2 separate regions of the Homo sapiens genome follow, and region 1 is linked to region 2. A link is an interaction called in ENCODE POLR2A ChIA-PET data of the cell type or tissue named here. Cell type or tissue: OCI-LY7. All regions are shown on one strand.

The links. Peaks named below come from ENCODE experiments on the same cell type or tissue, not always from the same donor. Only the 100,000 strongest peaks of a DNase experiment are listed, where the experiment ranks them.
Region 1: POLR2A ChIA-PET joins it to region 2 with 5 read pairs; 4 of 35 experiments call an interaction of 5 or more read pairs at or near these places.

The regions. Positions count from the first base shown.
Region 1 is chr1:204,088,521-204,092,520 of GRCh38, reverse strand. All of the region lies in intron 1 of SOX13 (SRY-box transcription factor 13), which reads right to left. Among named protein-coding and RNA genes, the nearest start is that of SOX13, 17 kb to the right of the region's middle. In OCI-LY7, no CTCF peak of the experiment used is centred here; no DNase peak of the experiment used is centred here.
Region 2 is chr1:203,933,298-203,937,297 of GRCh38, reverse strand. No RefSeq gene overlaps it. Among named protein-coding and RNA genes, the nearest start is that of SNRPE, 74 kb to the right of the region's middle. In OCI-LY7, no CTCF peak of the experiment used is centred here; a DNase peak (open chromatin) is centred at 1,787; H3K4me3 peaks cover 1,884 bases; H3K27ac peaks cover 3,347 bases.

The DNA.
Region 1 (4,000 bases), 160 kb before region 2:
CTTTGTAGGTGAGAAAACTAGGGTTTAAGAAAGTTCTGAGGCCACAAGTGGTGGCTCACACTTGTAATCCAAGCACTTTGGGAGGCCAAGTCAGGAGGACTGCTTGAGCCTAGGAGGTCAAGGCTGCAGTGGGCCATGATCATGCCACTGCACTCCAGCCTGAGTGACAGAGCAAAACCTTGTCTCAAAAAAAAAGAAAAAAAAGTTCTGGGCCAGGTGTGGTGGGCCTACACCTATAATCCAGCGTGCTTCAGGAGACCAAGGCAGACTTTGAAGACCAGCCTGGGCAACATAGCAAGACCTTGTTTCTACAAAAAAACTTAAAAATTAGCCATGTGTAGTAGCACATGCCTAAGTCACAGCTAGAATCACTTGAGCCCAGGAGCTCAAGGCTGCAGTGAGCTAGGGTCGTGCCACTGCACTCCAGCCTGGGCAACAGAGCAAGACCCTACATCAAAGAAACAAAGAAAGAAGAGAGAAAAAAAGTGAAAGAGACAGAAGAAGGAAAGCGAAGGAAAGAAAAAAGAAGACAGAAAGGACAGAAAGGCAGACAGAGAACGAAAGAAAGAATGAACAAAAGAACAAACAAATGAAAGAAAGCAAAGAAACAAAGAAAGAAAGAGCCAAAGCTAAGAAAGAGGTGGGGCACAGTGGCTCACGCCTATGATCCCAGCACTTTGGGAGCTCAGGTGGGAGGGCTGCTTGAGCTCAGGAGTTCAAGACCAGCCTGTGCAATATAGTGAGACCCCCATCTAAAACACAAACACACACACACACACACACACACGCACACGCACACAAAGAAAACGAAAAAAGTTCTGTTATTTGCCAGAAATCACAGGGCTCAGAAGCAGAGCCAGGACTCAAACCCCAGTCTGATTTCACCTTGCCCCCAGCCTTCCAACCCAAGGCTACAGAGATGGGAAAGAGGCTTTGTTCCCACAATGAACTGTTTCACCTCCCCAGAGAGATTAGAGCATCCCTGAGGGTGGGGTCTGATCCCCTCACCCCTAGCCTTGCCCAGTGCCTTTCACATAATGAGGGCTTGGTAAAGCTTATCCATTGGATGAGTATCTCATTCATTCACAAATATACCAAACCATTGGTTTTAAAAAGACATCTAGAGATCAATATTCCTCGATCCTGAACAATATAAGCATGCTCATGCTGGAAACTGCACATGCTGGATATCCCAGGAAAGCTGGCCACACTGATTCGTTTGGGTCCCAGTGGGACCAAAGCCGTGAGCAGCATGGGTCAGGGCAGACGAGGAAACGCGACTTGTCTTTTTCCCAGGGTGGCAGCCCTGGGAACCCACTAGCCCTGGCAGGGAAGGGAAAGTTGTCTCAGTTACCAGGCAGTTCAATACGGAAGGCAGCAAAAATGTCTTTGAATGGAAAGGAAAAGAACAGTGTTCTGTTGGAATTTTTTGCAGGACAATGAGAGAGCAGCTTCAGCCTGAATGAATGAGCCACCCATTCTGAAAGTTCTCTGACAGATCCTCTGGTTCCCCATTGTCAACAAAGTCCTAGCTCCTCGGCCCGTGTCCAAGGTTCCTTCTAACCTGGATGGTCTCCGCCTAACTGCAATCTAAACTAACACCATCCCTTCCCACCCCACAGGGCCTCCTCAGCCTCTGTAAGTCACCGGTGTTCCTTACAGCACCTGGTGCAAAGGTGCCCTACAGATGCTCATCTTAGCAGAACACTGGGCCCAGAATCCATGCTCAATACACACTTACCAAATTCACCCGTGCTGAATCGAATTTGAGTTCATCCTTTCCTGAGCCTTTGGCAAGAGTCTTGAGCTTGGCCGGGCATGGTGGCTCACACCTGTAATCCCAGCACTTTGGGAGGCCCAGGCGGGTGGATCACTTGAGGCCAGGAGTTCAAGACCAGCCTGGCCAACATAGTGAAACCCTGTCCCTACTGAAAATACAAAAAAGTTAGCCGAGTGTGGTGGCGCACACCTGTAATCCCAGCTACTCGGGAGGCCAAGGCAGGAGAATCGCTTGAACCCTGGAGGCGGAGGTTGCAGTGAGCCAAGATCATGCCACTATACTCCAGCCTGGGTGACAGAGTGAGACTACATCTCAAAAAAAAAAAAAAAAAAGAAGAAGAAGAAGTCTTGAGCTAGTCAGGGAGGAGGCAGTCAACCCAGAGAACAGAGAACAAGTAACCAGCCTCAGGGTTAAGTGGCCATCAGCTCAGTGTGGAGGATAATAATAGTTCAAACCTCACAGCTGGAAACCAGGCCCATGCTCTCCCTGCCTAACACCCTCTCTCCCCGACTGCCCAACACACACATTCTCTGTGCTGGCTCTACCCAGAGTCCCACCAGAGCTTCTTATCCTTCCAGTGAATCTGCCCTTCAACAACCATCCAATGGCACCCAGCTTGAAGATGTGGCTGGGATGCAAAAAACCACTACCGAAGGGTTCACTCTCCCCTAAGCAGCCTGGGCTCCCACCAGAGGCCCAGCCATAAGGCAGAGGCCCCGGGGGCTTCAGCCACCACCATCCTGGTCGGAGAGAGTTCCTCCTACCAGAGTTCCCTGCCCTCTGGCACCATGGCCCTCTACGCAATGCTGGCCCCTTGAAGACTAGATGATGTAGCTACTTCTAGTCAAAGCCACAGTTGGGAAGAGAATGAGGGAAAATGGGAAGAATGAGACCAACTTACGTGACAGGTGGATAGAGATAAGGGACGCACCTCCAGGAATGGGGACCAGTGATGAGCCCTGGGCAATGTGGAGGCCAGCTCAGGGGAGAGGGTGCCACAGGTGCTGCCCCTGCCCTCTCTTCCGGGACCCCCTGCACCCACACAGCCCTGGTGCCCGCAGGGCTCTATCTACTGCCCTGATCTCACAGCCGCCAAGTGAAATTCCACCAGCTCAGCACTTTTGCAGAGAGGGGGTTGTTTTGCTTGTGCACCATTCTTTCCACAGGGTGGCCGCCTTGCCTGCTACCCCTCTTCCGGGGTCCCCTCACACAGCTGCTCCCCTGTTCCTCGGAGGGATCTCCCCAGGCCCCGCTGCCTCAAGAAACTATGATTTTGTTCCAGGCATCACTGTCCTGACCTCATTTCACAGAGAGAAATCTGGACCCTGAGGCCGGCGGGCATGAGAGTGGGAGGGAAGCCCATTCATCCTGCTCCCCAGGGCTGTCTGGGCTCGCATGGGAATGCCATGCTGTCCAGAGGAGTGCCTCCCCACACGGGGCTGGGCTCAAAATGCCCTGTGCTAAAACCGTCCTCTAGCGCACGCCAAGACACCACACACTCAGTCATAAAATTGTTGATCTGCTCCTCTTTCCTGTCCAGCCTCTTCCCCACCCCCCCATGCATCTTCCCCCAACACTGGAGAACAGAATGTGCTTGGCTGGAGACCCGGATGTAATAAATTGCTAGTAACAGAGACTCAATCTGAAAAACAAATTAATACAAGGCCTAGCTCTTCCTTTCTGCTCCTCTCATTCTCAACACTGTTTCCTGCAAGGCCAAGCAGAGAAAGAAATGCCTCCCTGGTCACAATCGCTGAGAGGGAAATTGATTCCTCCCACCCTCTGGACCACTGGAGGCTCCCCTCAACCCACCAGCATCTCCCTTCATGAGCTCAAAAGCCAGGTCCCGAGGAGCCTGCACAGTATGTATTTGTCCGAACTCTAATTGAGCTTTCACTTCACATTTAATGGGTACCTGCTGAGTGCCAGGCATGGTGTCCTGATCCCTGACGAGGCGAGGTGGTGGCCGCTGGGGTGGGATGCAGAGGGGAGGCTGGGCCTGTGCATCCAGCCGTCTGTGCTAAGCCCAGAGAGGTCAGGTCTGATCTCATCTTATCAGATCAGTTCAACAGCAGGAATGACCCCTACCCCACACTGACTCTGTTCCCAGTCACCTACCCCCAGTCTGGGAGTGGGGGTAACGGGACAGGAGTGAGAAGGCACAGACAGGTGCAAAAAGGCAGAACCAGCCATCTCTGGAAAGAACAAGAGTAAAAGGCA
Region 2 (4,000 bases):
ACAGAGTCTGGCTCTGTCATCCAGGCTGGAGTGCAGTGGTGCCATCTTGGTTCACTGCAACCTCCACCTCCTGGCTTCAAGCAATTCTCATGTCTCAGCCTCCTGAGTAGCTGGGATTACAGGTGTGCACCCCCATGCCTGGCTAATTTTTGTATTTTTAGTAGAGATGGGGTTTCACCATGTTGGCCAAGGTGGTCTCGAACTTCCAACCTGAGGTGATCCGCCCACCTCAGCCTTCCAAAGTGCTGGAATTACAGGCGTGAGACATCTTGCCCAGCGGCCCTCTCATTCTTAAGCTCTATTGATTGCCAGCTATCTCTCTTTCTGGACAAAGTGGTTTAGGGATGTGAGGCCAGCAATTTTTTCACCATGGGAAAAGCTGTCCCCCACATAAAGCTCGGACAGCAGATGCAGAGTAAAGATATGGAAAAACAGTAAAAAACAACTCTGGCCGGGCACGGTGGCTCACGCCTGCAATCCCAGCACTTTGGGAGGCTGAGGCAGGCGGATCATGAGGTCAGGAGATCAAGACCATCGTGGCTAACATGGTGAAACCCTGTCTTTACTAAAAATACAAAAGATTAGCTGGGCGTGATGGCACACACCTGTAGTCCCAGCTATTCAGGAGGCTGAGGCAGGAGAATTACTTGAATCCAGGAGGCATAGGTTGCAGTGGGCCGAGATCGTGCCACTGCACTCCAACATGGGTGACAGAGTGAGACCCCGTCTCAAAAAAAAGAAAAACTGAACTACACCAATCTCGGAGTCTGCCCAGGTCTCACTATAATGTAAGCCAGTAAATTTTTATCATTTAAGCCAGGTTGAGGTTTTTGTTTAATCTAAAAAAACCCACATATCTGACAAAGAAGTTGTATCCCAAATATATAAACAACTCTCAAAACTCAATAATAAAATAACACCAACCCAATCAAGAAAATGGGCAAAAAACTTAAAGAGACATTTCACCAGAAAAGATAAACAGACAGCAAGTAAGCACAAGAGAAGATGATTGGCTTCATTAGTCATTAGGAGCAACATGGCGAAACCCCATCTCTACAAAAAAAGAAAAAACTGATATATAAATAACAAGGTAAGGTTAGTGGACGAAGACTTCCTGGAAAGGATAAGCAGAGGTTATAAGGATAAAATCTTGCAAGAATATGAAAGCATTTTGGAAAGTATAACTTAGAAAAGTACAGGTTTCATAATTTGTTTGTATCACCCGTAAGTTCTAGCATAATATTGCAATATGTTGCTGGTATTTGGTAAATGTTTCTTATTCGTTCTTATTATAGGGTTCATAAATAAACTGTTCAATGAGTGGAAAAGCATTCAAGTCAAAGGGGAGTGTCCAGAAAAGATTCCTACAGCCCCAGACCTGAGTCAGGTCCCAAGGACTTTTCCCCTTGTTATGGACAGACTTTAGGGTTGGCCACCTGTTATTTTCTTGATCCAGGATAATTGAGGTCACACTTTTAGCTATGGCATGGTTTGCAGTTTGAGTAGCTGGTATCAATCTTGTGCTTCCTGTTCTACAGAAAGATGTAGGTTCTGATGGGTATGGGGACACAAGATGCCACTTGCCCAGGTGGGCATATTTCCTGCAGCAGCCCCCTCTGCATGACTTCCCCTCCTGCCTGACTGCCAGGCTCAGTGTTCTGCAGAAACCAGCATTGATGACATCTCATTTCTCAGATCTGCAAGGGCCCCCTCAGCTGCAGATTGGTAATGTGACAATTAAACTTCAAGTGCGCAAAGTCTCAGGTATGAGGCACACAGCAGCAATCACCTCCGGTAGTCAGCATCTTGCTAGCTAGCCCACCTGCACCCCAAACATCTGGTGATGCTATGATTTGCAGAAGTGAAAGAAAACTGTTTAATTAACCATCTTCTCTCACCTCTCTGGGGCCATAAAAGCTCTTGACTTTCCCCCATCAAAAGGATCTCTTCCCTTCCCAACAAGCTATACAATAGAATGTAAAGAATTAATTTTATTCTAATAGATCCTATAATACTCTTTCCTTTAGGAAACCTCCTAGCTGAACACTTCACCTGGACAATGAAATTCAACTTTTTTTCCCCAAGTTTTCCTTCATTCTGAACTCTAAAATGTACTTATGTTTTTCAATGAAAACACCCTACTCCTACTTCACCTATTGTTGTTTTGGTTTTCTGTCATTGCAGATTGGGTCTTCATAAGTACACCTATCTTAAATTTTAATATCATAGAAGACAGGCACTGGCTCTGAGCTTATATCGTAGAACCTAGCAATACATAATTTTTACGATAATAAACACATTACATAGCTGAGAAAACAAAGGTGTAGTTAAAAAATATTCACAGCTTTCCAGCTCCCTCCCCCTCTAGAAATTCCCTTCCTGTATCTAAGGAAAAGAAAGGGGATTCCATGAGTCACCAAGAAGTTTGGAAACTGAAAGCCACCCATTCCCTGCCAAAATGTTTTTTGGGGATATATTTTTAAAATGCAATAAGGCAGCCAGACACAGTGGCTCATGGCTGTAATCCCAGCATTCTAGGAGGTCAGGGCCAGAGGATCTCTTTGAGGCCAGGAGTTCAAGACCAGCTTAGGCAACGTAGCAAGACCACATCTCTACTTGAGGGGAAAAAAAATCCAATAAGGTAAAAGATCTACTTTTTATCTCTTTTCCCCTTTTCATATGCTCAGAACTACAGTCCCAAACAAAGGATTCATAAATTAGAAGTCATTTCACATATATTTATATTTATTATTATTTCTTAGTTTAAAAATGTTTTTTACATTCAATGCCAAAACATAGATACTGCATTCTGTAACCCCACCCACTACCCTCACATACCCATAACACTTCCCTCCTCTCCTGGTTTCCTCAGGGCGAACAGGCAATGCCCAAGTCCTCCTGCTTACCTACCATGAACTCTTACTTTGCTCCAGTTCTCCCACTAGGGCTCAGATGCCCTGTTAGTTTCATCCTTCTAGTTGCGGCCAAACCTGGGAGATTCTTTTCCAGAGGCAGGAAGTACTATGAAAGCCTGGGGAAATTTCCCAACCCCACCCACAGAAGCTAAGTCAGGAAAAGCCTGTAGAGGTGATTCATGGGCTTTAAGTTCATGCATCCTAAACAAAGGTGGCCACCCAGAGCTGTCTTCTAGTCAACTCGACCACAAACCATGGAATGGCTCCTATGCCAGGAGAGACCAAGGCTGGTGGCAAGGGGAAATTTTCTAACCAATCAGCTTTCCCCCTAGGCTGTGAAGAAAAGTCCCTGAGGGGGAGGCTGTGGGACCAAGTAGGGGAAAATGAAAAGCAACACCTGGGTTAGCCAGGTGTAGAAAGAACAAGCATCCCTGGGCTGACCCGGGAGGCTCTCTCTTCAACAATGGGTGCATAAATTAGAACCTGAACTTCGGTGGCAATCAATTTACACCAGTGTAACAAATCCAGAGCTCAGATGATGTTTAAAGTGACGGGGATGGCCAGGCTTGCTGGTTCACACCTGTAATCCCAGCACTTTGGGAGGACGAGGCAGGTGGATCACGAGGTCAGGGGATCGAGACCATCCTGGCCAACATGGTAAAACCCCATCTCTACAAAATACATAAATAAATAAATAAATACACACACACACACACACACACACACACAAATATTAGCTGGGCGTGGTGGCATATGCCTGTAATCTCAGCTACTCGGGAGGGTGAGGCAGGAGAATTGCTTGAACCTGGGAGTCAGAGGCTGCAGTGAGCCAAGATCATGCCACTGCACTCTAGCCTGGTGACAGAGCAAGACTCCGTCTCGAAAGAAAGAAGAAAGAAAGAAAGAAAGAGAGAGGGAGGGAGGGAGGGAAGGAAGGAAGGGATGGGGACTGAAAAGGCTGCCAGCTTGGTTCTATCATTAAGGCTGTTAGCATTCTTTTTTCTTGTTGTTGCTCAATATAATCCATAGCCTCACAAGTTATAACATTCTTGACGCAAGGAACAATGAATCTCTGGCCTCCATAT